2 separate regions of the Homo sapiens genome follow, and region 2 is linked to region 1. A link is an interaction called in ENCODE POLR2A ChIA-PET data of the cell type or tissue named here. Cell type or tissue: OCI-LY7. All regions are shown on one strand. Links, peaks and the distances in the headings refer to the core of each region. The heading gives the core; the rest is flanking DNA. Region 1 overlaps HYCC1 (hyccin PI4KA lipid kinase complex subunit 1). Region 2 has its middle 47 kb from the start of TOMM7.

Region 1 (16,460 bases), core at 12,461-16,460:
TAGGTCTTTTTGGACTGAATACAATTATAAAGATCTTAATATGTGCTTGTGTACTAAGTATTTTGCATAATTAATTTCATTTAGTCCCTATATAACTTTGTGAGGTGAAGATTATTATTTCTATTCTACAGATAAACTGAGACTCAGAGGTTAAGACAGTCGTCCACCATCAATAAAGTACACAAAGTTTAAACTCAATTTCTATCTGATGTAATAGCCCATGTTTTCTAATCAGTACCGTAATGTTTTTCTTAATTAGGACTCTTTCTTCACCCCATATTACTGAGAAGTAAATTTAATCATTTTATTTGAGCATCTTATTAAGTATTTTTCCTCTTTGCACACTTAGTTTTAATTTTTGGTAACCCTGTTATATTATCACTGTTCTGTTCTGTGTTGATGTGTCATCTTTTGCTATTTTAATAAATACTGTGATCTTGGAGTGAGGTGGGATAGGGTGGGGGAACTTAAAATTGTTGTTCATATAATGCACTTAATATAATTTACATTTTAATTCGTTGAGTGTTCAAGATCAATTTGCATTCCTGAATCTTGTTTGTACCTTGTAAGAATGTTATGTTAAGTGTACCACATACAAGAGATCAAAGAGTTTTGGAAACACAGTACTTTTCCATTTTAGTTTGAATTATTTTTGTTGTGAGCCTTGCATCAGGGTAGCTTTTTAGTAGTAATGTTAAGTGATATATGTTTGGTGTGCGTTTTCTTGAACAAAGAGTCTTTTCATAGTTGACAAACATTAGTTGCTTTCTCATATAAATACATAGAATTCAGTCATTTGTACTTGACTTAATGAAAACATAATATATGAGTTATTAAACTGTACCATGAAGATTAGGTTTTAGCTACTGGAATATTTATATTTACTATTATGTTGAGTGATGTATAGGCTTGGAAATTTAAGAGAATAATGTAAGCCTTAAAAGTGCTTAAATTGGCCGGGTGCGGTGGCTCATGCCTGTAATCCCAGCACTTTGGGAGGCCGAGGTGGGTGGATCACGAGGTCAAGAGATCGAGACCATCCTGGCTAACATGGTGAAACCCCATCTCTACTAAAAATACAAAATAATTAGCCAGGTGTGGTGGCAGGCGCCTGTAGTCGCAGCTACTTGGGAGGCTGAGGCGGGAGAATGGCATGAACCTGGGAGGCAGAGCTTGCAGTGAGCCAAGATTGTGCCACTGCACTCCAGCCTGGGCCACAGAGCGAGACTCCATCTCAAAGAAAAAAAAAAGTGCTTAAATTGGGAAAGCAGTCATAAACTCTATATTTATCTTTTTGAACTCTTCTGTTCCCTCCCTTTAAATATAAATTAACATTTAATTAATTCAGTTAGGGTTTTGGTTATAATCAGCACACCCAGACTGCACTCCCCATTCCCTTCCTATGGGGACAATCTGACCCTCTTAAACCTGCCAGACACATGCATGCTCTTTTGTTCTAAATTTCAAGGTTCCTGCTGATTTGTTAATCAGTATATGTCACAGTAGTGGACAAGGTGACAAATAGCCCCCGCAGCAGTGTACACATTAGTAGTTAAGAAAAGGGAGAGACTGTTTTGGAAAATCATGAAACTTCAAGTGAGTCCTGATAGGGAAATGGAGAGGAAGGTGAAAATATTATAGAAATGGATGGGGGAAGAAGGGAAGATAAAAATGTGTAAATCAAATAGATTGTTGGAGAAATATAGAAAATTGGAAGAATGGTTACATGGGTGGTAGAACCAGAATATTCAAGTCAGTGAGGTCAAGAAGTAGAGTTTCAGAAAGGAAGACTCTTGCTTCAGGTTACAGAAGAACAACCACCATAGAGAAAGAGCTGATAGAGTTGTCATTTATAAGGTCATGGAGAGTAGATGATGAGACCCAAATTTATACTGTAAAAGGGGTTAAGGAATAAATTGATGGTGAGCAGCTGGAAGTGCTGGTAGTAGATTAAGCTACTAAATCAGAAAGTTAATCAGTGAAGAGTAAATAAGGATGGAGTAACTAGGGCATTAGAATCTGATGAAGCCTTACTCCTGTGCCCCCTCTTTTCAGAACTATAAGATCATAAAATACATTCTCAATTGTCCAAATGATTAATATTTTGTTAGTGATACTTAGAGGTATCATTCATTGAGTACCTTTTGTTTGCCAGTGCTTTATTTGCATTATTTTTAATCCTTAAAACATCCCTAAAAGACAGATGTTATTATCTATCATTCACAGTTGAGGAAACTGGGACTTAGAAAGTTTAAGTAACTTGTTGAAAATTGGCCCGGGTTTTTTGGACTCCAGAGTCAGCATTCTTTTCATTATGCCATGTTGCTTCCTTTATTTATTGAGCTATATTAAAACACTGGGGGCTTATAAGAGGAATATAGGTGGGATTCCTCTGCTTGTAGAAAGTAGTAGAAGAGGCCGGGCGCCGTGGCTTTCACCTTTAATCCCAGCACTTTGGGAGGCCAAGGCGGGCGGATCGCGAGGTCAGGAGATCGAGACCATCCTGACTAACACGGTGAAACCCTGTCTCTACTAAAAATACAAAAAATTAGCCGGGCATGGTGGCACGTGCTTGTAGTCCCAGCTACTCAGGAGGCTGAGGCAGGAGAATCGCTTGAACCCGGGAGGCACTGGTTGCAGTGAGCCAAGATTGCACCATTGCACTCCAGCCTGAGCGACACAGTGAGACTCCCTCTCAAAAACAAAACGAAACAAAAAAAGCAGTAGAAGAGAAATCCTAATTATGCTTGCTGTAATTTGTGTTGACTATATTTTTATTTAAAATGTTTTTATAAAGGGAATCCTTCTAGTAAGCTTCCCTACTATACTTATAATATCTAATTTTTAACAATTGCTGTTATTTGGAGATGAGATTTTTTTTTTACCCATGATAATGATGGGTTGAGAGGAAAGGAAGGACAGGCCAAGAAAAAGCATGTAAAGAAAAATAAGACTAAAACTTTTTGTTTTCACTATGAGAACATCAAATATGTCATACAATTTTAGGTTGCACCTCAGAAAGGCCAGCCTCTTCATGGAAATCATATTGAGCTAGTCACAAGATGGTAATTAAAGCAGATGCTCTCCATGTCACCAGATTATAGAGCTCCAAAGAATTTATTGTAATACAGTGTGATTTACTGAATTTAGGTTTCATCAATCAGGAATTAGTTATTGGTGAAAGGGTCTAAGCAGATGTTTGGTTTTTCTATAATAAACCCTTTCTTCAAAAACAATGTGTAATTGAAAAAGAAATGCTTAAAATACTTTAGGGATTAAACAATCTTATAGGACTTTCAATTACTTTGGGAGGAACCAAGATAGAAATTTTTGCTCTGCTAATTTTAGCCTCACATTCAGCTACAAAACAACGTCTAGGTTACATTCTGCTATACTAGTATAAGACAGTATTATTGAAAACTTTATCTTAAAAATAATTTTATATTTCAGCCTCTGCTAAAACAAATTGACTCTTAGCCCAGTTAATATGAATCAGCATGGTCATACTGAACTATTTATTTCTGCTTTGGTTACTATAATGTTTTTAAACCAAGAAAAACAACTATATTCATAATATCCACATAGTTTCTGATTGGGGAGAATCAAATAGAATTTTGTACAGTCAAGATCTGTTGTTTTTATTATTATGGCCCTATTAGCACACATTACCACCATTAACTGTGTTTACTTACATTTTCTCATTGCACTTCCCTCTTTGCCCTACTATTTTCTGTTGAACATCTGAGCCTCTATTGGCAGACCTCATTAAAGGCTGAAAGTCTCATTCCAACATATTAAAGGGCAGCGACTCCCTCTAAGACATTAACTCCCAACTTAGTTGGAATTTGATTCTCTTAACATTTCTGTCTTTCTTTGTCCCCAACATTGTAAAAAGGAAAGCACTTAGAATGCAAAGAACTTTAAGGAATCAAAGTAGAGCTGTGCTTTGGAAACCATATTTCCATATGCTGTTATGTTTGGGAGAGAGGAAAGAGGGGTTATTGATAGCAAAATGATTGAAAGATAATGTTTACATTGGGCTTTCTTTTACATTCCTCCTCATTTTTTCTCATAGCATTTATTTATTTTATTTTATTGTTTATATTCTGATTTACCTTGATTTGTTTTAAAAGGACTTAAGGCACACTCATTTCTGCTGTTTTAGGTTTATTTGTCTCTCCTAATAGACTGTGAATCCCCTAAGTCAGCTATGTCGTATTCATTTTTGTAAATCTAGTATCTAGGACATAGTTGGCATTTAATAGTTTATGAATAAATGGATGATATTTAACCACCTTAATATAAGAAAAAAAAAGAGCCAGGCTGGTTGCTGAACCCTAGCTTACTGCAGCTTTAGTGGTATTATGGGCTGCATTGTGTCCCATCCAAAATTCATAAGTTGAAGGCCTAACCCCCAGTACCTCAGAATGTAGCATCATTTGGAAATAGGGTCTTTAGAGAGGCAGTTAAGTTAAAATGAGGTAATTAGGATGGGTCCTAATTCAGTATGATTGGTGTCCTTGTAAGAACAGGAAATTTGGATAGGCTGTATAGAAGGAGGACAATGTGAAGACATAGGGAGAAGACCGCCATCTATAAGCCATAGGGAGTGACCTGAAACTATTCTCTCAGAGCTCTAAAAAGGAACCAACCCTCCTGAATCTTGATCTTAGACTCCTAGCCTAGAGAACTGTGAGAAAATAAATTTCTGTTGTTTAAGCCACCCAGTCTGTGGTACTTTGTTACGGCAGCCCTAGCAAACAAATATAGGTGGCTTTTATACTTGGATGTAGCAAAATCTCAAATACCCTTAATTTGCCTGTTCCCAAGAAATAGTTTGCCAAGGCTAATGTCAAAGCCTCAAAAATTTATATACTTCCCCTAGGTAAAACATGGAAGAGAAAAATTTGGATAGCTTAATGAAGAAAGTAATAACTATTTGCCTCCTCCTTCACCTTTCCCAATACAGCCAATGGCAAGCAACTGGCTAATTCCTTAATTTAATTGAATTTGTTTAGTTTGGCAAGGAGAAAGTGTTTACAGGGTATTTGTGTTCCTAGGTGTTCAAGAGCCTCTCCCTGGTTGCTTCTTCATGGTAGAAAATGGAAGGGGAAGACTAAATAAAATACTTTTTAATATGATGTTGATTTGAGCTAATTGCTTGTGTATAATCTTAGTCACATTATTTTACTTGTGTTATAGTCAACAGGGGCAAAACAGTATATCTTTTACATGCCCATTGCTGTGGTAGTTGCTGTACCCTTTGATCATCAACTAGTCATACTGAGTTGCCACAGTGGTTTTTCAGCATTTTTCATTACATGCTGTAGCCGCAAACTATATGTATATATATATATATATATATATATATATATATATATATACAATTTTTACCATTATTTCTTCTTGACAATTTTAATTGAGTTGTATATCAAGTAGTGCTGTGTTCAGTCAATTTTTATAGTGCTTTGAGATGCTTTGTGAAGAGAAAATTTCAAACATATACAAAAGCAAAACATTTGCTCTTTCATCGTTTGGAGGCAGTTTTCCCAGAGTTCTGAAAGTAGGGTAAACTAAATTAGAGAACTGAACAAAGGTCTCAGCCCCAGAATTAAAAAAAAAAAATGTTTGCCATAAAGCAAAGGAAACCAAAACCAAACAGAAAACCTCTGACTTAGGGGCAAATAAGAATTTTGGTCTAATTTTGGCATTTCAACTTCAGTCACACCCATGTTTTTGGATCACTCTTGTTACCAGTATGTAGGCACTGTGGTAAATACCAGTTGATAGATTTTTCTCATCTTTTTTCTTTTCCTTCATTCCAACTGAGAAAAATACTGCAACCACATGCTAGCAAGTGGCAGAGCTGGGTCTAAGTAAATTGAATACTTTTTCTCCAGTACCCTACCATGTTCTTTTACTACCCTATAGTTCTCAACCTGGCTGCCAAACACAATCATCTGAATAATTTACTTTTCCCTAGCAATTTATTTTAAAATGAAAATATCCTACTTTTCAATTTAGAATGAAAATATTAGGAAGAAGAAAAGAGTAAACCAGAGTAAATTATTTATGAGACAAGGGAAAGGTTTTGAACTGTTTTAGGTGCCATGGGTAGGGATTGCTGATAGCATGGTGATTAGAATGGGGTCTTTGGAATTGGGCTGCATGGGTTCTAACCCTAACTTAACCACTTTGGTAGTGTGTGATCTTGGGCAAGTTACTTCTTTAAGTGTTAGCTTTCTTTTTTGTGAAATAGAGGTTATGTTAATTTACCAGCTAGGATGGCTATGAGAATTCAATTAAAATTCCAATAAATCGCTTAGCATAGTGCCAGAAACATAAGTGCTTGAGGAATGTTAGTCATTATCACAACATTATCTATGGACATCTACCATTGCTATGTATGACACATTTGGTCACATTGAGTGTTTTCCAGACCATATTCCCAATGATGCCAGTTGTGTATGGACAGCAAAGGATCCCATGGTCAAATACATTTAGGAAAATATTTCATTCCAAATGCTTTTCTTAGAGATTAATAATACAGATTTAGCATATTAAAGGCTCTGAAAAGTCCTTTGATAAAAAAAAAAAAAACTTCTTTAACTTTGTCAAGTAGTTAGTTAAATTTTCACAAGGAAAGCCTTTTTTTTCTGCTGTCCTCCGAGGTCTGTCTTCATGTGGCTTCTTATGCAGATGTCTATCCCTCAGCTCTTGTAGCATGGTGGTTGCCTTCTAAGAGGGATTATTCAAGAGGACAGGCCCTAGGTGGAAGCTCTTATTAAGTCTCTCCTTGCAGCACCTTGCTAAATTCCACTGGCAAAAACATGTCACTTTGCCAATTCCAGCATTGATGTGGAGGAGGACTATACAAAGGACTAAATAACAGGAGAGATCGTTTGTTGAAGGTCGTAAATATAATAGTAATAGTGTACCACATATTTTTAAAAAATGTCCATGATATATTAGGTGAAAAATAATCAAGTTTTGGTAGAATGTGATTGTATTTTTATGTTAAAATCAAAATATAAATGGACTATGTATACATGTATGTGTATATGTGTATATATACATATGTACATGTTTTGATAGAGCAGATATATTTTGTTTGGTTGAGCAGATATCTATATAGATATAGATAGGTACCTATCTATATAAATATATTATTTGGTTGATATCTTTTTCTTGGTTGAGGAGATATATTTTGTTTTGGTTTAGATATACTGCTCAATATTTTTAAGAGTAGAGAGTTTTCAGAACTGCTGATTATATAGCATATGTGTAGAAAAAAGTTTGAAATAATATAAAGTTAACAGTATTTTCTTTTGAAGAGTGGGATAGCAGCAGTGAGAAGGATGATTATTTATTTTAATTATGTGGAAAAGATTTAAGTGTGGCCATTTAAAAAAATCTCCCGTAAAGAAAAATATTAGCAGGGATGGGAGATCGGTTTTCTCCCTAGGTGTTGATAGTTTTTGTGTATGTTTTATTTTCTTTCTTGGTGGAATTTTTATAATCTTTTATAGTTGCATAGTGAGCAGAACCCTTGTTTTAAACTTTTCATTGTTGATTTTGTGTATTTCTGATAATTTTCTCATGATGGCCCTTGCAATTATTCGTCTAGAAAATGTAAGGTGCTACCTTGACTTATTTTCCTCTCGTCTATTCCCTGCTTTTCCTTTGCCATCTGGATTACAATTGCCTTGAGGACACAGATCATATTTTACTATTCTTTTGCTAATGGTGCAAACTAATAGAAACACTTTGCATTATACTCAGCAGGCAATCAAGGGCTTGCTGAATTATTAATGTTGCAATTTGAACATATACTAGTATTGACTTTTTGCATATACGACCTCCCATTCTATGTTTGTTTTTGCTACTTCTGTTTCTTTGCTCTTACTCTGACTCTGCCCAGCCTACTGTCTGGATAAATTATATGAACGGGCTGTCGACTTGACATCCTGTTCAGTGAATATGTAGAAAGCATTTCTAATCACCATGTTATTTAATATGCAATTGTGTGATAATCATGTTAATGAATGTGATTGAGGTAATTATTATAGTTCAGCACTTTTACACTGATCTCTTAAAATCTGTTAACATAAACTTTATCATTTGTATGTTAGTTATCAGGGCTTACTGAAGTTTGATTCACTGAGGTAATACTTGAATCACTTAGTATGTGCTGTAATTATATTTTGTAAAAGGTGGTGCAAACATTTTGGAAAGCTTTATTTCAGCAATAACTGCTCTTGTAGATTTTTACCCAATATTAAATGTAAAATAATTTGTTTGTGATATTTTTATATTTAGTGAAATACATAACATATTAATGGACTTTTAAGATTTCTTATAACATTCTAATAAGAGGTTTTCTAAGTCAAGATTATCTGCATCAATCAGTCTTTAAAATAATCAGATGATGCTGTTTTGGTTCACAGATGCAGTGCCAGTTCTCTCCTGGCAGCTTACCTTGCCAATGCATGCATTTCATTAATAAGAGCCCCAAGTTTTTCCTAGGTAGGGTGTAAAAGCTGAGGAGTGAAAGGAAGGTAGAGAAGAGAAGCATAGGCAAAGACATGGAGCCTGGAGTGGCATGGATTATTTTGGAGAATAGTGTTAAGTAAAATTTGGATAGGTAAATTATGACCATATTTTAGGGAAAGTTTGATGTAGAAGATTTGTGAGGTCTGATGTCATGGTGTGTTCAGGAGAAAAGAAGTTTCAGCAAGATTATATGGCAGCAACATGCATGGTGCACTGGAAAAGGGAAGAAATCAGGAGCCAGAAGGCTGTGTGATCAGCAGATGCAGAGGAAATAAGGGCCCAGACTCAGGGCGTTGCTGTGGAGATGGAGAGCAGATGGTAAATTTGACGGGCATTATAAAGGGTGAAATTTATTCTTCTATTCAATAAATATTTATTAGATACTTGCTGTATGTTACTTATGCTTATAGTATCTGGACTGAAATTTGCCTGTAGTTACTAATACAGTTTAAAACTTAAAAATTATGTTATATAATTTTTATTTGAAAAAAATTTTAAAAAATGTTGAACCACTGAGTCATGTGCTATGTTAATGTCAATAAGAAGTGCTCATCGTAGTGCCATAGTTCCCAGAGATCTCACCATTCTGTCTGCTCTTATCTAAAAGAAATCTAAATTGTTAATAAATTGTACATGATCTTAGTCAAGGCTATTTGAATGCTGGCTCAAAAAAGAGGGAGAATATTTGCAATAGAAATCCAAGAGCAGTAACTGTTGGCCTCAGAAGTTTCATAGCATTCTGTTTGCTGCATTCTTTTGGTCAACATGGTTATTAAAAAATAGTTCTTCCTAACTTCTCTTATTAGAGTCCAAATCAGATATCCTTTCCCTGGAAAAAATGTTCTTCTGAAGTCCTGGAGGATCTTGTCTATGACCATACCACCTTGAACGTGCCTGATCTTGTCTGAAGTCATGGAGGATCTGAGAAGAACAGGAAGATAGAAATGGGAAATGAGAAGAAAGAACTTCTTACCTTCTAATTGTTCTAGCTTTTCCAACAGAAACACACTGGGCTGGTTGCCACAGCACACTGATATCCCAACATGATCTTATTTGTCCTTGGGGTAGGCAAAAGATGGTTTAGCCAAAAACCATTTTATAGAGTAAAAACCTATGTTCTATTCTTGATAATCAGACACTTGTTTTGTGATTTTTGGGGAAAATAGGCCTAAGTAATAGGCCTTTGGAAAGACTTCCCAAACCTCTCTTACTATGAATTATATTACTTCTCCTGGTGCCTTGAGAGGCAGCTTTATTTACTTGATGACCTAGGTAGGCAGTGAGGCATCAACACTTCTTTTTAAGCAACAGCACATATACTGTCCTCCTTCACAATTGATTGGTCAGTTTCTAAGCAGCAAAATCCTAAAATTAAATTAATTTTATTCTGTAACATAATCTGAACATTTCTCTCCATTCTGTTTTCCTGAAATTCACCCAGGAATTCTTGATAATCTTCTGGTAGCGCTTAATTTAACTACAGCAATGGCCTCATTGCATAGGAGAGAAGTTTAAAATTTCGTGATGTGTCACAATCCATTTATAGAAATTTGGTTGCTCTATAAATTTATAGAAACTTAAGCTTCATAATGATATATAAAACAAATGGTTATAAAAAGTTTTATAGTAGTTTGTCGTTAGTGCTTAATGGTGAAGGGGATGATGTAAAAGATAGGAATAAGGAAATTTTTAGAGTTTTACAGTGAAAGTTACAAATACTTTTAAAATATTCTTATAAAATAATTAAAATGTTATATGTCTCTGATGACAACACTAAAAGATAAATTTTGGTAATTGTTATTAATAACATAATGTGGGAATTGAAGAATAAGACATTTGACTTAGAAAGGTTTTATTGTACATTGAAAATATAAAAAATTAATGTTATACAGACTTATTGGGCTAGTGAAATACTACATAGACTCCTAGCAAGCCTTCTAATGTAATTTTAAATATTCTGCTCCGGAACATGTTTGGCAAAAATAGGAAGTTAGTTACACAGCAGGAAACATGTATTTTAATTGTCTCTTTTATCTTTGAGAAGAATAAAGTTTTTACAAATGCAAGTATATTTTGAATATTACTAGAGATGTCTAATTAGATTTATAAAGCTTGCAGAGTTATATAGTCAAGTCTTTGGCATAGATGTTAATAGGTTACATATTATATATGAAATGTGGGGGTGGGTTAGCAACTTGTAGAGAGCCTCTTGCTGCTTGCTGGTAGAGAGAAACAGTTTTTAAATCATTTTGTGGCCAGTTTGCTTTTTGTCCTATCTAAGCTTTACTGATACCTTTAGTCAGAACTGTTACTCATCTTGAAGCCCAGGGCTAATGGAAAGAATTTTTTTTTTTTTTTTTTTTTTTTTTTAACAATTGTACTGTACGTGGTAAGGACAAAGAAAAGCTTATGTCAGCTAGTAAACACTGTTGGCTTTTTAATTTTTTATTTCTTTAAATACTTATCCTACAATAGTACTCCAAACCTCACCATCACACAGTATACCCATGTAACAAACCTGCACATGTACCTCCTGAATCTAAAATAAAAGTTGAAATAAAAAAATTATCCTATACTTTATAGAATTCCATTATTCTCTTTCCTACATAATGCATTGATATTTCAGGATTCATTTTTAATGTTTGTATATTTTTGCTTCTTTTTTTTTTTTTTTTGAGACGGAGTCTCACTTTGTCATCCAGGCTGGAGTGCAGTGGTCTGATCCTGGCTCACTGAAACCTCTGCCTCCCGGGTTCAAGTGATTCTTCTATCTCAGCCTCCCAAGTACCTGGGATCACCTGCACATGCCACCATGCCTGGCTAATTTTTGTATTTTTAGTACAGAGGGGTTTCACTGTGTTGGCCAGTCTTTCTCAAACTCCTAACCTCAAGTGATCCTCCTGCCTCAGCCTCCCAAAGTGCTGGGATTACAGGCGTGAGCCACCGCACCCAGCCATACTTTCTCTTCTAAAGATATTCTTACTTTTATAGTTAAAAGGAACTTACCAGGGGCCAGGCACGGTGGCTCATGTCTGTAATCATTTTGAATGGTACTTGATATTCACATGACGTCGTGTTGATGTTAGCTTAGATCAAGGCAGTGCTTGCCCGGTTTCACCACTATACAGTTACTCTTTTCCTCTTTCCGTACTCTCTTTTTTTGCAAGTGAATAGCTATGTCCAGTGCACTCTCAATGGGGGAGCAAGGACTAAGCTCTACCTCCTGGAAGAGATAGTGTCTACATCTGTTACTGGGAATTCTTCCGTAAGGAAACTTTATCTCCTATTCTCTTATTTATTTAATCATTTATTTATATGAGTATGGCCTCATGTATGTTTATTTTATACTTTGGGTTATAATGCAGTACTACATTACTTGTTCTGTTGCTTGGATTGTTCCAGCTTTGGCCATTGGGTGTTCTTTCAGGTTGGCTTAATATTTAAGAGTATAAAGAGTCCCTAACCCAAATGTTTGAAAACAGGTGGTCTAGGCTATGATCATAGACTTTGATCGTAGGATTGAGTAGCTGAGGCAGATAGGAAGAAAATATTGTAGGAGGAGAATTCTAGGAATTAAGACTTCTAGGAATTTAGACTTCAGGTAAGAAAAAAAATCACCAAGATTTAAGCAGGAGTTGTTTGAAAGCATGACAGTGAGCTAGGAGCTAAGATCATCCAGAAATGAAGGGGAGGGACCGAGCAGGGCAAGGGCGTGGGGTGGATTGATTGATAGATGATGGTGATAGAGTTTCAAAGCAGCTTTGGGTGGATGGTTGAAGGAGGAAGAGAATGATCTTGAGTGGTAATAAGAAGAAAGGAGAACACCTACTTTACCTCTAAGCCCAGTGGTTTGTTTCAGGGATGTGTGAGGAAATGCAATCACTATTTGGTAAGCTTGCATGCAGGGAAACTAGTGTCTCATGAAAAGAAGAAAGCAACATTTGAAGAACTGTTGAAGATGTAGAGGATTTTGCTGGTAATAGACTGTAAATTCCAGAGGACCCATGGAAGTATATCGTCCTTCCAGAATTAGGATGGGATGGGAGATGGGAGCAAAACAGAAGATGTACAAAGAGTTATGATGACTAGTGTGTGAGATGAGTGTCATCTAGGTGTCTGTAGCTTCTTGTGGTGCTGGACATAAACAGAGATGAAGGGAATAAAGACTTTAGTCCTGGTGGACCTAAAGCAGACAGTGGTGGTGAGACTGTGAAAGTTTCAGGATAGGGAGGCATGTCATAGACTCCCTTTTGAGTTCTGCAGGAGACAGAGAAGTTTGGGGAGGAACAATTTTATTCTGAGCTTGCATGCGTGCTAAACAAGTGAGTGTCCATGTGAGCTCAGCTATACAATGAGGGCTCCCATTTGATCTCTATCAAGTGGAAGATAAGAGACCCAGGGCTGACTGGTGTTACTAATGTATAATATACATACAGAAAAATGTACAGTTTATGAAATGTTTAGCTTGGCAAATTTTCACCAAATGTATACACTTGAGTAACCAGCACCTAGATCAAGAAACAGACTGTTATCAGAACCGACAAGATAGGCCCCTCAAGAGCAGCCACTATCCCAACTTCTAACACAAATGGATTCGTTTTATCTGTTCTTGAAATTTACATAAATGTAATTATATAGTATGTACTCTGTTTTCCTGCATTCTTTTATCCAACACTGTAACACAGATATAGTTTATTCATTAAAAGTTATATTTTGTTGTATAGAATTTCAGATATTGTACAGTATACTGTAATTTATTCGTTCAACTACTGATGGACATTTGGTTTGTTTCTAGTTTTTGACTATTAAAAAATACCTGCTGTAGCCAAGCATGTGGTACACTCCTGTAGTCTCAGCTACTTGAGAGGCTGAGGTGGGAGGACCCCTTGAGCCCAGGAATTTGAGGCTACAGTGAGCTGTGGTAGCGCCATTACACTCTAGCCCGGGTAACAGAGTGAGACTCTGTCTCTAAAAACAAAACAAAAACAAAAGCCTATTGCTCAGATGAACATTTTCTGAACATAGCTTTCAGAGAACATATGTCCTCATTTCTGTTGAGTATTAACATGGGTAGAATTTCTGGGTTCGTAGAGTATATGTATATATCCTCAAGTTTAGAGGATATTGCTAAAGAGTTTTCCAAGATATTGTACCAATTTGCATTCACATTAGCTGTGTCTGAATATTGATTGCTCCATATCTTTTTCAACACTTGGTGTGATCTTTCATTTTAGCTACACATGCGTACGTGTGTGTGTGTATGTGTGTGTGTGTGTGTGTGTTTGTATGGTGTATTTCACTGTGGGTTTTAACTGACATTTCCCTGATGACTAACAAAGTTGAGCACGTTTCATGTGCTAAGTTTCCATTTGAGTAAGTGATGGTCTTGATTTCCTATAGGATTGTCTACCTTTTTTCTTAATAATTTATGAGTTCCTTATATATTCTGGATATGAGACTTTTGCCATGTATATGAATTGCAGATATCATCTGCCACCCTATGGCTTTGCCTTTTCATTCTCCTAGTGGTATCTTTTGGTGAGTAGAAATTCTTACTTTCAAGGAAGTCCAGTTTATCCTTTTCCCCTCCTTGTGATTAGTGCTTTTGTGCCTCTTGTTTAAGAAACCTTTGCCTAGCCTAAGATTATGAAAGTACTCTCTTGCATTTTCTTCTAAAAGCCTTATGGTTTACTGTTCACAATTAGATCTGTGGTCCAACTGAAACTGTTTTTATTTTTGCATACAGCATGATCTCTAGGGTCATGGTTCTTTTTGTCCTCCCCATGTAGCTATCCAAATAACCTAGCCCCATTTATTATAAAGAGCATCCTTTCCTCACTGAATTTCAGTGTCATTTTTGTCATAAATCAGGTGACCATATATGTGTGGGTCTGTTTCTGGCCACTCTATTCTGTTCCATTGGTTGTTTTCTATTCTTCTGACAGTGCCACCACTGGCTTAATTACTATAGTTTTTGGTAAGTTTTATACTAAGCTTTGCTGTTGGAAGTCCAGGTCCCACAGTTCTGTTGTTCTTCAAGACAGCCCTTGACTGTTCTTGGTTCCTTGTATATTCCTCTTGATTTCTTTTAATTTTTGAAAAATTAACCTTAATTTTAACTGGAGAGTTATTTTGAATTTTTGTAAAAATTTTACCTCCCCATTTCTATGTAACTTGATGTAGTGTGGTTCCATTTGTGATAACTTTCTGTCCTAATTTATTAAACAATGGAATTCATACAAAAGAAAACTTTTGTGCATTTATATTGGCTTTGCTTTACAAATATACATAACAACATAAAAAAAGTAGATACAGGCAGACAGAAAATAACAGTAAGACAAAGAGAATTGGTTATGAAACTCACAGTATTCATAATATAAAAACAAACAAGTTACTCCAAAGGAGAGATTTTCCTAGTACTGAAAACTTAAGATGTGAATTTTCTAGACTCTGTTGGCTTTTAAGGAGGATAAATGTCATCTAGCAGTGCTTTGGTAACATTTTGGACATAATTTCAAAGCCCAGTTTCTCCAAACAGACAGTTCTATAAAATCAATAATACAGTACATATATGTGGTTTTCTGTTAGTCTGACTTGATCCAAGGAGAAATATTTTTTATTTTAAAAATAAAATGCGTATTACCCAAGTAATCTTTTATGAGTGAATGAATGAATGAATGACCAAAAAATGTTTTAATCATGTTTTTTTATGAGAATTAGACAGCAGGAACCTTAGAATGTATTCTTTGACAAGAACCTGCGTTGTTCATTAAGGCATATCTGGATACTTTCGTAGACAGCTGAGCAGAGTTTATAAGAATTAATAATAATAATAATATTGCATAGTGATAATAGTTTGTTGCCAGGAATGGAAATAACTGCTTTTATTTGCATTTTAAAATGTACTCCTCACAATAACTCCTTGCAAATAGGTACTGTCATTATCCCTATTTTGCAGATTAAAAAAAAGTAAGGCAAATATATCTTACCCAAGTAAGTAATAGAATCAGAATTCATTTCTGGCTACTCTACCTAAGTTTCTACTACCTTATAATGCTGATGAAAATTAAGTAGCTTAATGAAGGATTTGTGACTGAATTTGGAAGTTAGGAAATTCAGATAGAGCTCAAGTTTTCCGTCAGGAAATAGTTTCCAAGTCTACTCCCATACAAATGGATAGGTAAAGAAAAATACGTTGTATTTTGACAAACATTTTGCTTGAGATAAAACTGTTCTGCATTTCCTTTAGCTTACTTCTTTAAATTTATACTTAAGTAAATCCCAGTCTTCTGCATCACTGTTGTCAAATATGGTCATTTTGAATATTGTCACTTTTACTTTTTAAAAAATGAACATTACACTTTCAAGAAACCACATGGCTTGCCTAGTTACTGTTGTAAAGAACTGAAATATAAGCAAATTAAATTACTTTAATGCTTTCTATAAAGTCAATTTTGGATGCGTGTCTTCTTATATTTTCACAATTTTGAAATATTTTCTGCTTTCTTTTAAGATAAATGATCTTTTTGAAATTATTTTATTGAAACTAGGGAAAAATGTCCAATATGTTTTGCAGCTGGCATTCCTGAAAACTAAATGAAAATTGGAGAGCCAATTTCATCATGTTATGATATTTATACTTTTGTCAAAATTCTTGCATTTTAAGGCTTGTTTGTGCACATTGGTTTTGAAATGAATTTAGTAATTTATGTTTGAAACTCATTTCACAAATATGAAGTAAAAACTTTATAGGATTATCTCTGTTCATAGTAATCTGACTAAATAAAATATATTCAAAACGTTAACATTTTTCTATGTTAATTTTCAGGTTGAAGGTTTAGAACAGATGTGGAAAAATGTTTACTTCAGAGAAAGGGGTTGTGGAGGAATGGTTGTCAGAGTTTAAG
Region 2 (16,460 bases), core at 5,913-9,912, 220 kb after region 1:
GCAAGATAAATTCCCCATTGTGCTGGATGATTGTGAGTGAGCTACAAGCAGAACTTGATATGCTGAAACATAACACAATTTGTAAGACATTACTGAACTTCTTAGGCAAAAGCAGATATCAAAGTATATGTTGATTAAATGCATATTGCTGAGATTTTCTTCCCCTGAAATTCACCTACCCAGATGATAAGTAATTGCACCACATCTCCTACTTTCCCTGTTAATTCTAGAAGTCTGTAAGAGACGTGCTTTGTGTTACTTCATCTTACTGCTTCTATCCTTTTGTAAATTACCAAAGATCACTATTAATTTGAGCTCATGACATCTTTCTGATATTTTCCTTTGGTACATGTGGAACTGAGTGATAAATGTGGTTCTTTGTCATGAGCACTATGGTCGTAATACCTTCCATTTATATTTGTCCCTTCCTTTGATCTCTTCTTTCCCCTGTGCATCCTGAATCACTTCAGGCCCCCATCTCTCTTTGGCAATCATGATTCCTTCCTGTATTTGCCCCTGTTCTCCCCATCTCATGCCAGCCTTCACATTGTCTTTGGTAAACTTCCTCAGACATGCTGTTCACAAAGCTTAGATGGCTCTGCACTGCCTGGCTGTCATGTTCAATCTCACAGAACGCTATGGTGTCCCAACCTGTCCTCATAACCCCATTCTCCACTGTGGCACCTCATCGCAGGGTGCGGTCAAGCTGGAGTTCTTCATATCCCCAGAACCATCATTCCTCTGCATCGTGGCCCTCACTCTTTCTTGGGTCTGGGAGGCCCTCTCCTCATCTCTGCTGACAGCAATCTTACTTGTCTTTATGACCTGCTGCAGCATGAGACACTCATGAGGTCATCTGTGATTCTTGCTCGACCCTCTGCCTCAGGCAAATCAAATTTTCTTTTCTTTTCATTCCTATTATTATTTTTCTTTATTACTAATATGGCAGTCAATCTCCTATTTGAAGTACAGTTATTCTCATGCATGCTTATTTCATCCACAAATTTCCAAATCTCCACAAAGATCAAAACTACCATTGTCATCTGTGTCTCTTCAAAGTGCCAGACAGGTGTTGTTGTCATTGATGAATTAGCATAGCACTTAATGATTTACAGAGTGCTTTGACAAACATCTGTTCTCTCATCTGCCCCAGCCAAGTCTCACAGGTAGGCTGAGCAGGTATTATTGGAATTACATAGATGAAGCCACTGGGGTGCCAAGAGATTGTGTGCCAAGAGCTTAGTTGCCAATCGGTGTGGACAATAACAATTGGATGCCTGCAATTTATCTCATTTAATCTTCATATCAACCATATGGGGAGGGTAGTGTCACCTGTGCTTTACAGGTGGGGAAACTAAGGCCCAGGGACACTTGGAACAACTTTCCTAATACCCTAACTAGATTGTGACAGAATGGGGGCTCACAGCCAGTCTGCCTAACAAGTAGCACCTACCTTTTTCCACTGAGGGGTACTCCATTTCTCTAATTTGGCATTGAAGATAATTAAATATGAGATTAGCAAGTGTGGCTTCTCTTTAACGTTTAGTCTACACCTCTTGGGGCAAACATGGGTGTCTGATCATTTGGGGACTGTGGACTTTGGAAGCATCGCCCCAGGACCTCGGTGTCCAGCAGGGGGAGTGGGAGAGCAGCATCTATCTGGTAAGAGGTATGAGCTCCTGTCCTGGTGCTGGTGGCTTTGCTGTCTTAATATCTCACTTGGCTTCTGGCTGGTAGTTCAACATCAGTGGTTTGCTATTGTTTTCCCTTTGCTACGAGGAAGGCCTCTGCCATTACTGTTGACCTGTCTTAGATGGCGCGAGAATTGATGTCACAGAGAAACGCTGTCTTTGATTCCCTGTGCTTCATAGGGCAAATAGAATGAGAAGCCACATGGGTTAAGAAGCCCACCTGAGAAAACATGGTAGGACTATAGTATGTGTTGTCTTGTCTTTTCTGGAACAAGGGCAAGCACAAATAAAAATAGAACATGGGAGATGGTATAAACTAGTGGGGAGACTGGGCCCCTGACAGGCAGAGTGTAGAAGGCAGATGGTGGAGGTGGGCCAGGGGAGGGGCACAGAAGGCTCAGGAGGCAAGTGGTGAGGCCACAAGGGTCCAGGCGGGTAGCGATGGGCTGAGCGTGGTACTGCATGCCTTGGCAGCTGGTGGGTTATGTTTGGCCTGCAGAGATAACATTGAAGTAGAGATGGCAGGGATACAGTTGCGGTTGAAAGCTAAGTAAGGATGCAACAATGTACAAAGCTCCGAACTGTGGCTGGAATTGGGCTTTGAGGCAGGGAGCTGGAAGTCTGGAAAGATGAACTGGGGCCTGGCATTGAGCTTGTCAGCATGGGGTTAGGGGAATGCTTATGGCATGGAGGAGGGGATGTACTCATAACCCTGAGAAGGCAGGCTGATGCTGGCAAGCAGGTAGTGGTGAACGCCTAAGGAGGATGGCACCAGAGAGGACCATGGCTTGGCAGAACTTGCTGCAGGAGTCCTGCACCTCTCTTTTCAAGGTGCCCATCTGTAGTGCTTTCTGAATCCAGCTCCCCACATTGTTTGTCCTCTGGTGGGCCTGCAACCAGTTCTGTTCTAGAATTACTTGCTTAGTGAAATGTTGGTAGATGACACATTGCACTTTGATGGTAGGAGTGGGGGCGATAAATTTTGGAATTAAAAATTCTTCCAGAGCCAAGCAAATACAGCTTTTTTGGCCAGTGCCTGGATGGAAGGAACAGACACAAGTGCACAGCAGTGTCACGTACATTACCTCACAGAGGAGGTATTTTGAGATAGGAGCCATGCTTTACGCCCCCTCAAGTATGCCTTGCTAAACATCCTGATTACTCAGAAGATGGTCATCTGAAGCCGAGGGGTCTAAGATTCCTGGTGGCCACCTTGACTTGCCTCCCAGCAAAATCTGCTTTCTTTTTAATTTCCCGGTCTTCAGCACAAATGCATTCTTCTCTTGATTTGTGACAGGCTGAGGAGAAATTATTAGGTTCCTCTTCCTTCTGTTGTTGACTGAGATTCAGATGCGCATAGGTTTGAGCTTCTCTGATGACCCAGGGAATAGTTCCAATTATTTAGTGGAAATGAAGCAACTGTTTCAACATGAGACCCACAGAACTTAAGAAGACATAGTGCCAAGAATTCATTTCCAAGTAGTTAGGGAAACCATTAAGCATTTTTGGTTACTGATGCCAAATTAAGAAACTCACTTAAGCTAAGGCTCATTGTTGGCTTATCAAAATCATAGTTTTGAAAACTCAAAGCATTGAAAAAATGTTCTTTATTAAAACCAAGGAGAAGAAATATGTCTAAATGAATTTTTTTGATGCAAAATCATGATGTGTGTTTAAAAATAACATCCTCCCCCCAATTTTAAAAGTGGTGAATGCTCATGGTAGAAAAAATTGGGAAATATGAAACTAAAAAATTAATTAAGAACATAGCATCTGTAATCTTCTACTTAGAAATGTCCTCTCAAGATTTTAGTGGATTCATTCTGGGCTTTAGTTTTCAGTGTGTGAACTGGCTTTTGTTTTTTTTCTCCCAATAATGCTATGTAGTGAACATTTTCCAGTGTCATTCAGAATAATTACAAACCTTTTAAATGGCTGCATAATCACTGTGTGAATGTGCCATTATTTAATTTTTCTATTTTAGAAATATTCATCTTGAAATAATTTGTCTTACCCAAAGTTGCAAAAACAGCACAAAGATTTTTAGTATACTTTTCAGCCAGCTTTTGCAAATGTTAACATCTTGCATAATCATGTACAATGATCAAAACCAGAAAATTAACTGTGATACAATATTTTAATCTTCAGACCTCACCCACATTTCATGAATTGTTCCACTAATATCGAGGACCATGTCATGCATTCAGTTGTAGTGTTTCCTTAGTTTTCCCCATTTGGGGATAGTTCCTTCATTTTTATTTGTCTTTTATTACCTCAATTTATTTTGTAGAATGTTCTTCAATTTGAGTTTGCTTGACATTTTCTCATGATTAAATTCAGGTTATGCATTTTTGGTAAGGATACCACAGGGATGACGTGCCCTTCTCTGAATCTCAGTGCATCAGTTCAGAAGGTGATGTACCATAATTTATTAAGCCATTTTTCTGGACTTAAACATTTAGGTAGTTTCTGATTTTTACATGTAATTCTGCATCTTTATATCTGATTCTTTTCTTTCTTTCTTTCTTTCTTTTTTTTTTTGATACAGAGTCTTGCTCTGTCACCCAGGCTGGAGTGTGGTGGTGCAATCTCAGCCCACTGCAACCTCCGCCTCCTGGATTCAAGTGATTCTTGTGCCTCATCCTCCTGAATAACAGGGATTACAAATGCACATCACCACACCCGGCTAATTTTTATATTTTTAGTAGAGATGGGTTTTGCCATATTCCTCAGGCTGGTCTTGAACTCCTGACCTCAAGTGATCCGACTGCCTTGGCCTCCCAAAGTGCTGGGATTACAGGAGTGAGTCACCACACCTGGCCTATATCTGATTATTTTCTAACAAGTGATTCTTAAAAATGGAACGACTCAAAGAATGTAACTTTTTTTTTTTTTTAAGAGACAAGATCTGGCTCTGTCACCCAGACAGGAGTGCATGTAACCTAAACCTCCTGGGCTCAAGCAATCCTCCTGCCTCAGCCATCTGAGTAGCTGAGATTATAGGTACAAGCCACTGCATCTGGTGTAAACATTTTTAAGGCTTTCACCAGCATATTTCAAAATTTTTTTCCTGAAAAGTTTTATCCATTTACTCTTATGAATAGAATGCCTCTCTCTCTGACCTTGCCATCACTGAATGTTATTAGCAACAAAATAAAAACTCTGTTAATTTGATTACTATGGAGGCCAATCAGCTCTACATGTATTTCTTGACCATTTAATTACTCTCACACTCTTTTGCACAGTGCTAAGTGCTTTGAATATACTGTCTCATTGAATCCTTCTAACCACTCCCTGAGGATAATACAATTATTATTTATATTTCACAGATTAGAAAAACCTGGGGGGGGGTCAGAATATTTAAATAATGTTTAATTTTAATGTTTACATTCAGATAGCTATTAACTGATGGAGACAGAATTAGAACTCAGAACTTCTGATTTAAAAGCATACGCACATAACATTTATGCTCTCATCTCTTTTTGTGTTACAAAGTATTTTCTTTAACAGTGACAGCTTTTATGTTTAATACTTCCAACATCTTCAAAATGGTAACAGAAAAACCTGTGCTGAGTGGTTCAATTCTTAAAACGTGAAAAGCTTTCAGAAAATGAGAACTCAGAAGGGTTTATTCTTTTCATTAAAAACCTGTCAGTTGCTGAATTTCTTAAAATTGATACTGAGCTCTTTAAAAATAGTTGCAGTAAAATTGCTCCTTTAAAACTTTTGGTGTGTGTAAAACTCTGTTTTAAAAGTGCAAAAATCTTCTAATCTTGCCTCCTTCTGTTTTAGGAATGATATCCTCATGAAAGCAAAGAAAATAAATAGCTTAGTTTTTTTTTTTTTTAATTTAAAAGAGACAATAGTAACTCCAGACATTGGTTTCCCTCTTTCATTTTCAAAATGCTCATACTTGAATTACCTACCCTGTGAATAAGGGAGGGCAAGTTTTTCTATCTCCTTATAGAAACAGAAGCTGAGAAAGGTTCAGTGATCTCTCTAGTCATACAGCTAGTTTGTAGCAGATTTGGTACCAAAATATAGGCTATGTATATATCAGCTCTTTCCACCATATAAAAATAACTTAGGAATGAGGTGTGAAACACTGAAATTCTAAATACTCCTCAAACTTTTATGTCTTTTCTGAGTAAGAAAACAATATCCATTCTGGATATCTTAATTTTGGTATCTCACAAATTATCTTAAGAAAGAGGGCCGGGTGCAGTGGCTCACGCCTGTAATCCCAGCACTTTGGGAGGCCAAGGCAGGCAGATCACAAGGTCAGGAGATCGAGACCATCCTGGCTAACAGTGAAACCCCATCTCTACTAAAAATACAAAAAATTAGCCAGGTGTGGTGGCGGGTGCCTGTAGTCCCAGCTACTCAGGAGGCTGAGGCAGGAGAATGGTGTGAACCTGGGAGGCGGAGCTTGCAGTGAGCCATGATTGAGCCACTGCACTCCAGCCTGGAGACAATACAGCGAGACTCTGTCTCAAAAAAAAAAAAAAAAAAAAAAAGAAGAAGAAACAGCATGTCAAAAATGAAACTTATTTTCTCCCTAAATCTATTTTCTCAAAATGTCAGTGAATGCCTCCACCATCTTTCCATGTGCTTAAGCCAGAAACTTGGGAGTCATCCTTAGCTCCTTTTCTCTTTCATTCAATCCTCAAGCTCTGTGGTTTTATCTCCTGAGAACACTCTTATTCCCTTCCTTAGTTTAGACTATTACAGTATGGAGTTGACCCTTCAACAAAGTGAGGGCTAGGAGTGCCATCCCCCCACACAGTCTAAAAACCCTCATACAACTTTTTACTTCCCCCAAACTTAACTACTTATAGTCTACTATTAATCAGAAGCCTTACTAATAACATAAACAGTAGATTAACACATCTTTTGTATGTTATATATATATTATATACTGTATTCTTACAATAAAGTAAGCTAGAGAAGAGATTAATATTATTAAGAAAATCATAAGGAAGAGAAGATATACTTACTATTTATTAAGTGGAAGTGGATCACCCTAAAGGCCTTCATCCTCATTGTCTTCATGCTGAGTAGGCTGAGGAGGAAATGGAGGGGTTGGTCTTGCTGTCTTGGGGGTGGCAGAGGTGGAAGAGGTAGAGGGAGCAGGAGAGGCAGGCACCCTCGGGGTGACTTTATGGAAATACATCATAATTTCTGTTAGACTTTTGTGCTTTTACATTTATTTTAAAATGTTTCTATATGGTACCGATCCTTCTTCCACTGTTTGCTTCTGTTTTAGTGCCTGTAACATAGCAGAGTCCATGTCTTAAAAGTAGTCCAAAGCAGTCTTGAATAATCAGAACCCTTCTGCCAGATTGTCTAATGTCAGTTTGTTTCCTGGCACTGCTTCTACATCTTCCTCATCCTCTGGCACTGGTTCAGAAGCACTCGTCTCCATCAAACCATCTTCTGTTAATTTCTCTAGTGTGGTGTCTATTTGCTCTTAAATATTTCCATGATTGCTATCTTGAAGCTCTTCATCACCCACCCCCTCCACCCCACTGTTTTTGCCATATCCAGTTTCTTTCATGATTTCCTTGATTGGCTCTGTTGTTAATCCTGTGACGTCATGTACAACCTCTGGACGGTTTTCTCCAGCAGGAGTGTATTGTTTTGGGCTTGATGGCTTTCATGACTTTTTCTATAACAATGATGGCATCTTCAATGGTGTAGTCCTTCCAGGCTTTCATAATGTTCTATCAGGTTCGCTTTCATAATGTTGACAATTCTTTCTAGAGATTGCACTATGTAATGAGCTTGAAGGTCTTTATGACCCCCTGATCTAGTGGCTGAATTAGAGACCTTGTGTTTGGGGGCAAGTAGACCATCTCAAGGCCTTTAATGTTGAACTTTTGGGGTTCTGGGTGGCCAGGGGCATTGTCCAATATCAAAAGAACTTTAAAAGGCAACCCCTTATTGGCAAGGTACTTCCTGACTTCAGAGACAAAGCATCAATAGAACAAATCCAGAAAAAGTGTTCTTGTTGTTCAGGCCTTTTTGTTGTATAACCAAAATACTTATAGTTGGTATTTATATTTTCTCATCAAATCTCAGGGGTTAGCAGCTTTTTAGTTAAGAGCAATCCTGGTCATAAACCTGACTGCATTTGCACAAAACGGTAGAGTTACCCTCTCTCTTTCTGCCTTAAATCCTGGAGCTCACTTCTTTTCTTTACTAATAAATATCCTTTGTGGCATTTCTTTTTTTTTTTTTTCCAGAACAGGGCACTTTCATCTACATTAAAAATCTGTTCAGGCAGATAACCTTCCTCCTCCATGATTTTCTTAATGGCATAAGGGAACTCACCTCTTGGTCAGCAGAAGTTGCTTCTCCTGTTATCTTGACATTTTTAAAGCAAAACCTCTTTCTAAAATTATAAAACCATCCTTTGCTGACATTAAATTCTCCAGTTTTATATCCTTCATTTTCCCTTTAAGTTGTGATTTAATGACTTTACTTTTTCTCTAATTATATTCGAGCCCATAGATGTGCCTTTCTTATAGCAATCCTGCCCCGCATAAAAACTGCATTTTCTTTATTTTAAAGACAGAGTCTCACTCTGTTGCCAGGCTGGAGTGCAGTGGTGCCATCTAGGCTCACTGCAACTGCCGCCTCCCAGGTTCAAGCAATTCTTCTGCCTCAGCCTCCTGAGTAGCTGGGACTACAGGTGCACACCACCACACCCAGCTAATTTTTTGTATTTTTAGTAGAGACGGGGTTTCACCATATTGGCCAGGATGGTCTCGCCTGCCTTGGCCTCCTGAAGTGCTGGGATTACAGGTGTGAGCCACTATGTCTGGTAAAAGATGCATTTTCAATACGAGACAGAAAGGTGTTTTGGAAAAAGTGCAAAATTTTTGCACCTAGTGGCATAGCTGCATTGACAGCTTCACGAATTTCCTTTTCTTGTTTTACAATGGTCCTTACGCTGGATTTATTTATCTTGAATTGGCAGACAACTGGAGTTGCAGATCTCAATCTATGGTGCATATCAAGCAATTCAACTTTTTCTTGTAATGTTATGACTTTTTTTCTGCTTTTTGGGAGCATTTCCAGCATTATTTACTAGTGGCACTTTGTATGGGTCCCCTGGTGTTATTAAGGTAAATGGTGTTACACTTAAGCATGATGAACCAGAAGAGGTCACTTTTTACTGTGACACACAATTTACTGGAAAGATGAAATGTTCACTCAGAGATAATTAGTGTTACATGGTGTTAAGCATATACTTGTGACACTTGAGCTCACTGCAGTAGCAGCAGGAGGTGGCTACAAAATTATTACAATAGTATAGTATTACTACACTTAATTTCATGTAGTTATGATTTAATACTACATCTTTATATTTGGTTACATTTGTCTTGACTGTGAATAAGTGTTTGCATGTGTTTTGATTAATTTTAACCTTTTATGGTAGATTCGTGTATATTTTATGGTAGTAAATGGTAAAATAGATTGATAACTACATGTTCTATGCCTTCAAGACATACCTTTTTCTTAATTTTTAAAATATTTCTCAACTGCGGGTTTGTGAGTTTTTTTCAAATTATTGTAAATCTCCAAAATCTTTTCTAATACATTTGTTGAAAAAATCCACATGTAAGCAGAACTTTGCAGTTCAAACCTGTGTTATTTGAGTCAACTATGGTCTCTTTCCTGAGTTTACAGCAGTTACTTAACTGCAATCTACCCCTCCAATCTTGTCCCCTGACCTATCCCATTCTTCCTTATGTGGCATCCAGAATGGCCTGGCTCCAGGCCAATAGCATCTGTACACCTAGCTGGGACATGGGTAGAGGAGCTGCTCTCAACTGGCCATCCAAGGAAGATATTGTATGGACGGTTACAGGGGTCTTGGGTGTAATTGATATCCCCAACACATTGTAATATTCTTTTAAATTATATCAAACTATACCATCATGTCTTCTCATATCAAGGACATATTAAGGGGGATACAAATGGATGGACACATGACAGCTAAGGTCTGACTGTCTCAATCAGGTTTAACTAGGTCCTAGCGAGGCAATTATTCAGAGCCTTGTTAGTTTAACAGCTTTGATCTTCCTGGAAGCTGAATTTGAATAGAAGGAAAACTGCTGATTGTGATTAATGTTATACCCAAGGATTTCTGTGGGAAAGTATATGTGCGTGCATGTGTGTGTGTGTGTGTGTGTGTGTGTGTGTGTGTGTCTTAATGCTTAGTCTGTCTAATTATAATATCTGAATCCTATCAATTTTGTGTTCTGCTGTCATGTAGAAATGATTCACTTGGGACTAAAATTGTCCAGATGGATGAATTCTTTGGAGAACTGAGGATTTACTTCTTTAAACTCGAAAACTGTGTATTCGGCATTTTGAATCAGAAATGTGTTATATACTCCCCCATCAATGTAACCAATACAAATTGTTGTTTTATTGATTACTCAGGACTTTAAATATAAGTGGGTACAGTGATGTTTCTAGGGTCTATTGAGAAATAGCAAGGTATTTGCCCCATCATTAAATAGCCACAGATAGCTATTTTCAACTTTTTGTAGTTTTTCTGTCTCCTCCACTTGATATTTCATGCTGTTGCCAGTGAGTTTACCTGTAGCAACTCTTGTTTCCATTTCCAATTTTGTTGAATCCTGGAGAAACCAAACCAAGCCTTAGATGGTTGTATGTAACACAGGAGTAAATAGGTCCAGAATAAGAGTGTAGGGGCTTATCGCTCTCTCCGGTCCATGCCTCCAAGATGACAAAGAAAAGAAGGAACAACGTTCGTGCCAAAAAGGGCCGCGGCCACGTGCAGCCTATTCGCTGCACTAACTGTGCCCGATGCGTGCCCAAGGACAACGCCATTAAGAAATTCGTCATTCGAAACATAGTGGAGGCTGCAGCAGTCAGGGACATTTCTGAAGCGAGCGTCTTCGATGCCTATGTGCTTCCCAAGCTGTGTGTGAAGCTACATTACTGTGTGAGTTGTGTAATTCACAGCAAAGTAGTCAGGAATCGATCTCGTGAAGCCCGCAAGGACCGAACACCCCCACCCCGATTTAGACCTGCGGGTGCTGCCGCACGTCCCCCACCAAAGCCCATGTAAGGAGCTGAGTTCTTAAAGACTGAAGACAGACTATTCTCTGGAGAAAAATAAAATGGACATTGTACTTAAAAAAAAAGAGTGTAGGGGCTTATCTAGGATCAAAGTGTATACATGTCAGAACAGAGGCTTTGTTATATCCACTATTTGAAATTGGTCTTTAAAGACTAATCGTAAAATAAACATCCATATATTACATCTGCCATTTGAAAGTCAAAATGGTAGATTATTGGCAGTTTCATCTGGTTAAACCTAATATATATATACCATGCTTGAGTGAGCTGGATCAGTGTTTCTCAAATTACTGTGGTTAGCTTTTTTTTTTTTTGTAATTTCCACTCCATCACAGACTAATTCTTTTGCAAAAGACAATAAAAATAAATTGCTAGAAAAATTAAATGAAAAGAAAACATACAAAATAAAAGCCCGTTTATTTTATTAGATTATAGGCATAAAATTATATTTTAATAAAAATAATCAGAACAACCTCATATAGGAAAAAGATAGAAAACTGCACATAATATGTATACATACACTTGATTAATATGGAAATTGCTGTACATGCACATTTTGTCCTTTTCCATCATAACTAAACACAGTTATAAGGGAAATAATGATTTGTGGTTTTGAACTTATGTTTTTTTAATTCAAACACCACTTAGGTTTCAGCGTTTAGGTGGTTCCATTACTTCCCTAGCTTCTACAAATAACACCCGGGGGTTTAGCACTTGACCATAACTTACAGCTACAAAATCAAACGAACCCAGCATTTGAGGGATCATATTTTGAGAAAAACAGGTACAAACTCTTTTGACCTTTTTCTCTTTGGAATCATTCCCATTGTCATCATTTAGTCAACAACTATCACTACATTAAGAAAAAGTGTGTCTTCTTTGAGCAAAAATGTCCAGTGAAGTTTATTTTGCCATCTGTTTTTTAAAAGGGCTTGACCAATATTTAAATTGGTGTGAGGGGGTGGAGTGGGGGTTTTAATGTACACAAGTCTCTTAATCCCTGGTCAGTGAAGACTGGAGACTCCAGGGCTTGGAGAATGTGTTTCTTAGATCAAGACATCTAAACTGCTCAAATGCTAAATTACTAAGGATCACTGTGCCAACTGTTGACTTGCGACTTATTATTTAGTTATGGTTAATTTGTGAATCACGTGAATATATCAATACATCTTAACATCTGAAAACTGATTATTCACCTAGCTAATGCTGTACACTATTGTAAATTATAAAGTGGAATTAATCTATTCCACTCATATAATGAAAACAAAATATTCATAGTAGAGATAAAATATATAAAAACAAGCAAGTTGGTTTAAGTGGTTCATCAAGTCTCGGAATATTTTCATTGTGTAACTAAAGACACTTGTCTAGAAGGTGTGATTTCCTCTTAGATTGGGGCCCCACAATCTGTGTTTAAACAAGCCCTCCAGTGATTTTGATGCATGCTAATTATTGAGAAATATTGGGTGAAAGCGCACATTCTACTTATCTTCAGTTTTTCTAGGTTGTAGGGCATGAAGAGGAAGGCAGGAGTGCTGTTAACCAGCCTATGGTCAAGTTAGGCTGAATATAGATAACAATATAAGCTGGCTTATCTGGGCATTCTGTCCTCTGTTTCAAAGGCAGTAGGCGTCCAAGGGATAACAGCTCCCCAGCACAGCTGCCTTTTGGTCACACTGCTTCAGTCTGGACTGTTGTCCTCTAAACCTGATACACCGGTATTACCCAGAAACCCCCCTCATCGTTCCACCTTGAGATTACCTTCAATTCTCTCCTCTTTCCTCTACTCCATGTCTTCCTTTTCCTTGGCTTATTTTCTTGTTTTGGTGAAGCCCAAATGCAGTACTTACTTCCAAAAGAATGCATGAGATGTACATTTTTGGAGTCCTGGAATGTCTAAAAATGTGTTCATTCTGTCTTCACACTTGATTAATTGCTTGGATGAATTGAGAACTGTTGACATGCCATTGCTCCATCCCTTCAAAAAATTTCCGCAATTTTTTTATTGTGATAAAATACATATCACATAAATTTAGTATCTTAATGATTTTAAGTGTATAGTTCAGTGTGGTATTACCTACATTCATAATGTGCAACTATCACCACTGTCCATCTCCATAACTCTTTTCATCTTGTAAAACTGAAACTCTGTACACATTAAACAACAACCCCTCATTCCCTTTTCTCCCCATCCCCTGGCAATCATCATTCTACTTTTCCTTTCCTTTTTCCTTTCCATTTTCCTTTCCTTTCCTCTCCTTTCCTTTCCTTTTCTTCTTCCTGATGGGATCTTGCTCTGTCACCCAGGCAGGAGTACAGTGGTGTGATCATGGCTCACTGTGGCCTCAACCTCTCAGGCTCAAGCAATTCTCTCACCTCAGCCTCTCAAGTAGCTAGGAATAGAGGTGCATGCCACCATGCCTGTCTAATTTATTTTTATTTTTATTTTTTGTAGAGATGGAATCTCTATGTTGCCCAGGCTGGTCTCAAACTCCTGGACTCAAGCAATGCTGCTCCTGCCTTGGCCTCCCAAAGTGTCAGGTTTACAGGTGTGAGCCACTGCTCCCATCCCCACCGTTCTACTTTCTGTTGCTATCATTTTCACTACTCTACCTCATAGAATTGCAATCATAGGCTGGGCACAGTAGCTCACACCTGTAATCCCAGCGCTTCGGGAGGCCGAGACGGGCGGATCATGAGGTCAGGAGTTCGAGACCAGCCTGGCCAATATGGTGAAACCCCATCTCTACTAAAAATACAAAAATTAGCAGGGTGTGGTGGTGTGTGCCTGTAATCCCAGCTACTTGGGAGGCTGAGGCAGGAGAAACGCTTGAACTCAGGAGGTGGAGGTTGCAGTGAGCCAAGATCATACCACTGCACTCCAGCCTGGGCAAGAGAGAGAGACTACATCTCAAAAAAAAAAAAAAAAAAAATTGCAATCATATAATATTTGTTTTTTTTTTTTTTTTGCTTATTTGTCAACATTTGGCTTATTTCACTTAGCATAATGTCATCAAGTTTCATCCATGTTATAGCATAGGTCAGAATTTCCTTCGTTTTAAGGATGAATAATATTCCATTGTATGTCTATGCTGCATTTTGCCTATTCATCCCTCAGTGGACACTTGGGTTGCTTCCATGTTTTAGCTATTGCGAATAATGCTACTACGAACATGTGTGTACAAATGTTCAAGACTCTGTTTTCATCCCTAAAAAACTAAAAACAGAACTGCCATATGATCTAATAATCCCAGTTCTGGGATATATTCAAAGGAATTGAAATCAATATGTTGGAGGGATATCTCCACACACAGAAAGACAAATACCACATGATCTCACTTATATGTGAAATCTAAAAAAGTTGAATTCATAGATGTAGAGAGTAGAAATGATGATTACCAGAGGCTTGGGAGAGCACTGGGGAGCAATGGAATGGGGAGTTTTGTCAAAAAGTACAAAGTTTTGGCTGCACAGAAAGAATAAGTTTTGAGATCTATTGCACAGCAGGGTGACTGTAGTCAATAATAACGTATATTTCAAAATAACTAAAAGAGTAAGTTTCAATTGTATCACCACAAAAAATGTTAAGTAAATGAGGTGATGGATGTGTTAATTAGCTTGATGTAATCATTCCCATTGTATATATATGTCAAAACATCACATTATACTCCATAAATATAATACAATTATGATTTGTCAATGAAAATAATATTAAACAATTTAAAAAATAAAATTGCAACCACTTCTCCACCTCCTCAAAGACACCGTTTCAATTCTTTTTTTTTTTTTGTAATAAAGTTTTATTTCTTTCAAGTAAATTTTATTGTGTATATTTGAGGTTGACAACTTGATGTTATGGGATACATATAGATAATAAAATGGTTATTATAGAGAGGCAAATTAACATATCTAATGTCACACAGTTACTTTTTTGGAGCAAGAGCAGCTAAAGTCTACTTATTTAACAAAAATTCCTAATACGATTTTATTAGAGTCCTCATGTTGTACATTAGATCTCTACACTTCTTCATCTGTGATTGCCACTTTGTAGCCTTTGACTTACAGTTCCCCATTCCCCACGCACCCCCTGCCCTGGTAGTTACTATTTTCTGTTTTATTCTCTTTCTCTATATGTTTGACCGTTTTTTTAAAAAAAATTTAAGATTCTACACATAAGTGAGATGAAGCAATATTTTTCTTTCTGTGTCTGGCTTATTTTGCTTAGCCTAATGTCCTCTAGGTCCACCTCCTATTGTGGCAGATGACAGGATCTCATGTTTTAAGGCTGAATAATATCCCATTGTAAATATATCTATATAACTCTCACATTTTCTTTACTCATTCATTCATTGATGAACACTAAGTTTGATTCCATATCTTGGCTATCGTGAATAGTGCTGCAATGAACGTGGGAGTGCAGATATCTTCAGGAGGTGGTGACTTCACCTCCTTTGGGTATATACCCAGAAGAGGGATTGCTGGGCCATATGGTAGCTCTATTTTTAATTTTTAAGGACTCTCCATACTGTTTTCCATAATGGCTACACCAGTCTACATTTCCACCAGAGTACTAGGGTTTCCTTTTCTACACACCCTTGCTAGCATTTATTATTTCTTGTCTTTTTTATAATCTTGTTTTTCATCCTGTATTGTTCTGTTTTCACATGCTATAAATATACTACCTAAGACTGGGTAATTTATAAATAAAAGAGGTTTAGTTGACTCACAGTTCCACATGGCTGGGAAGGCCTCAGGAAACTTACAGTTATGGCAGAAGGTGAAGGGGAGGCAAAGTATGTCTTACATGGCAGCAGGAGAGAGAGAGAGGGAGCTCAGGAAAAACTGTCACTTTTAAAACCATCAGATCTCGTGAGAACTCACTATCATGAGAAAGGCATGATCATGGGAAACCGCCCCCATGATCCAGTCACCTCCCACCAGGTCCCTCCCTCAAGGGGATTACAATTCCAGATGAGATTTGGGTGGGGACACAGGGCCAAACCATATCACATATTTTTGACTATATACTGTGAAGTGAAATCGCTGGATCAAGGTAATTCTACTTTTAGTTTTTGAGGAACTACCACACTGTCTTCCACAGCAGCTGTACCATTTTACAATCTTGCCAATAGCGCACAGGGGTTCCAATTTCTCTACGTCTTCACCAACACTTGTTTTTGTTTGTTTGTTTTTTGTTCTTGAGATGAAGTCTCTCTCTCTTGCCCAGGATGGAGTGCAGTGGCACCATCTTAGCTCACTGCAACCTCCGCCTCCTCGGTTCAAGTGATTCTCATGCCTCAGCCTCTGCAGTAGCTAGCACTACAGGCATACGCCACCATGCCCTGCTGATTTTTGTATTTTTAGTAGAGGTGGGGTTTCACCATGTTGGCCAGGCTGATCTCGCACTCCTGACCTCAAGTGATCCGCCTGCCTTGGCCTCCCAAAGGCAGGGATCATGCTGGGATTTCAGGCATGAGCCACCATGACTGGACTGTTTTTATTTTTTATTTAATAGTAGCCATTCTAATGGGCGTGGGGTGGAATCTCATTGTAACTTTGATTTGCATTTCCCTAGTGATTGGTTATGTTGAGCACCTTTTCATGTACTTACTAGCCATTTGTATATCTTCTTTGGAGAAATGTCTGTTC

The links. Peaks named below come from ENCODE experiments on the same cell type or tissue, not always from the same donor. Only the 100,000 strongest peaks of a DNase experiment are listed, where the experiment ranks them.
Region 2: POLR2A ChIA-PET joins it to region 1 with 7 read pairs; 2 of 35 experiments call an interaction of 5 or more read pairs at or near these places.

Annotation. Positions count from the first base shown.
Region 1 is chr7:22,991,061-23,007,520 of GRCh38, reverse strand. HYCC1 (hyccin PI4KA lipid kinase complex subunit 1) reads left to right here. Exons shown (of 11, transcript NM_032581.4): 2 at 16,382-16,460. The coding sequence starts at 16,410. Among named protein-coding and RNA genes, the nearest start is that of HYCC1, 15 kb to the left of the region's middle. RefSeq lists an enhancer at 14,473-14,552. In OCI-LY7, for the core only: no CTCF peak of the experiment used is centred there; a DNase peak (open chromatin) is centred at 14,290; H3K4me3 peaks cover 1,937 bases; H3K27ac peaks cover 4,000 bases.
Region 2 is chr7:22,767,986-22,784,445 of GRCh38, reverse strand. It overlaps the pseudogene RPS26P32. Among named protein-coding and RNA genes, the nearest start is that of TOMM7, 47 kb to the left of the region's middle. RefSeq lists an enhancer at 1,902-2,402. In OCI-LY7, for the core only: no CTCF peak of the experiment used is centred there; no DNase peak of the experiment used is centred there.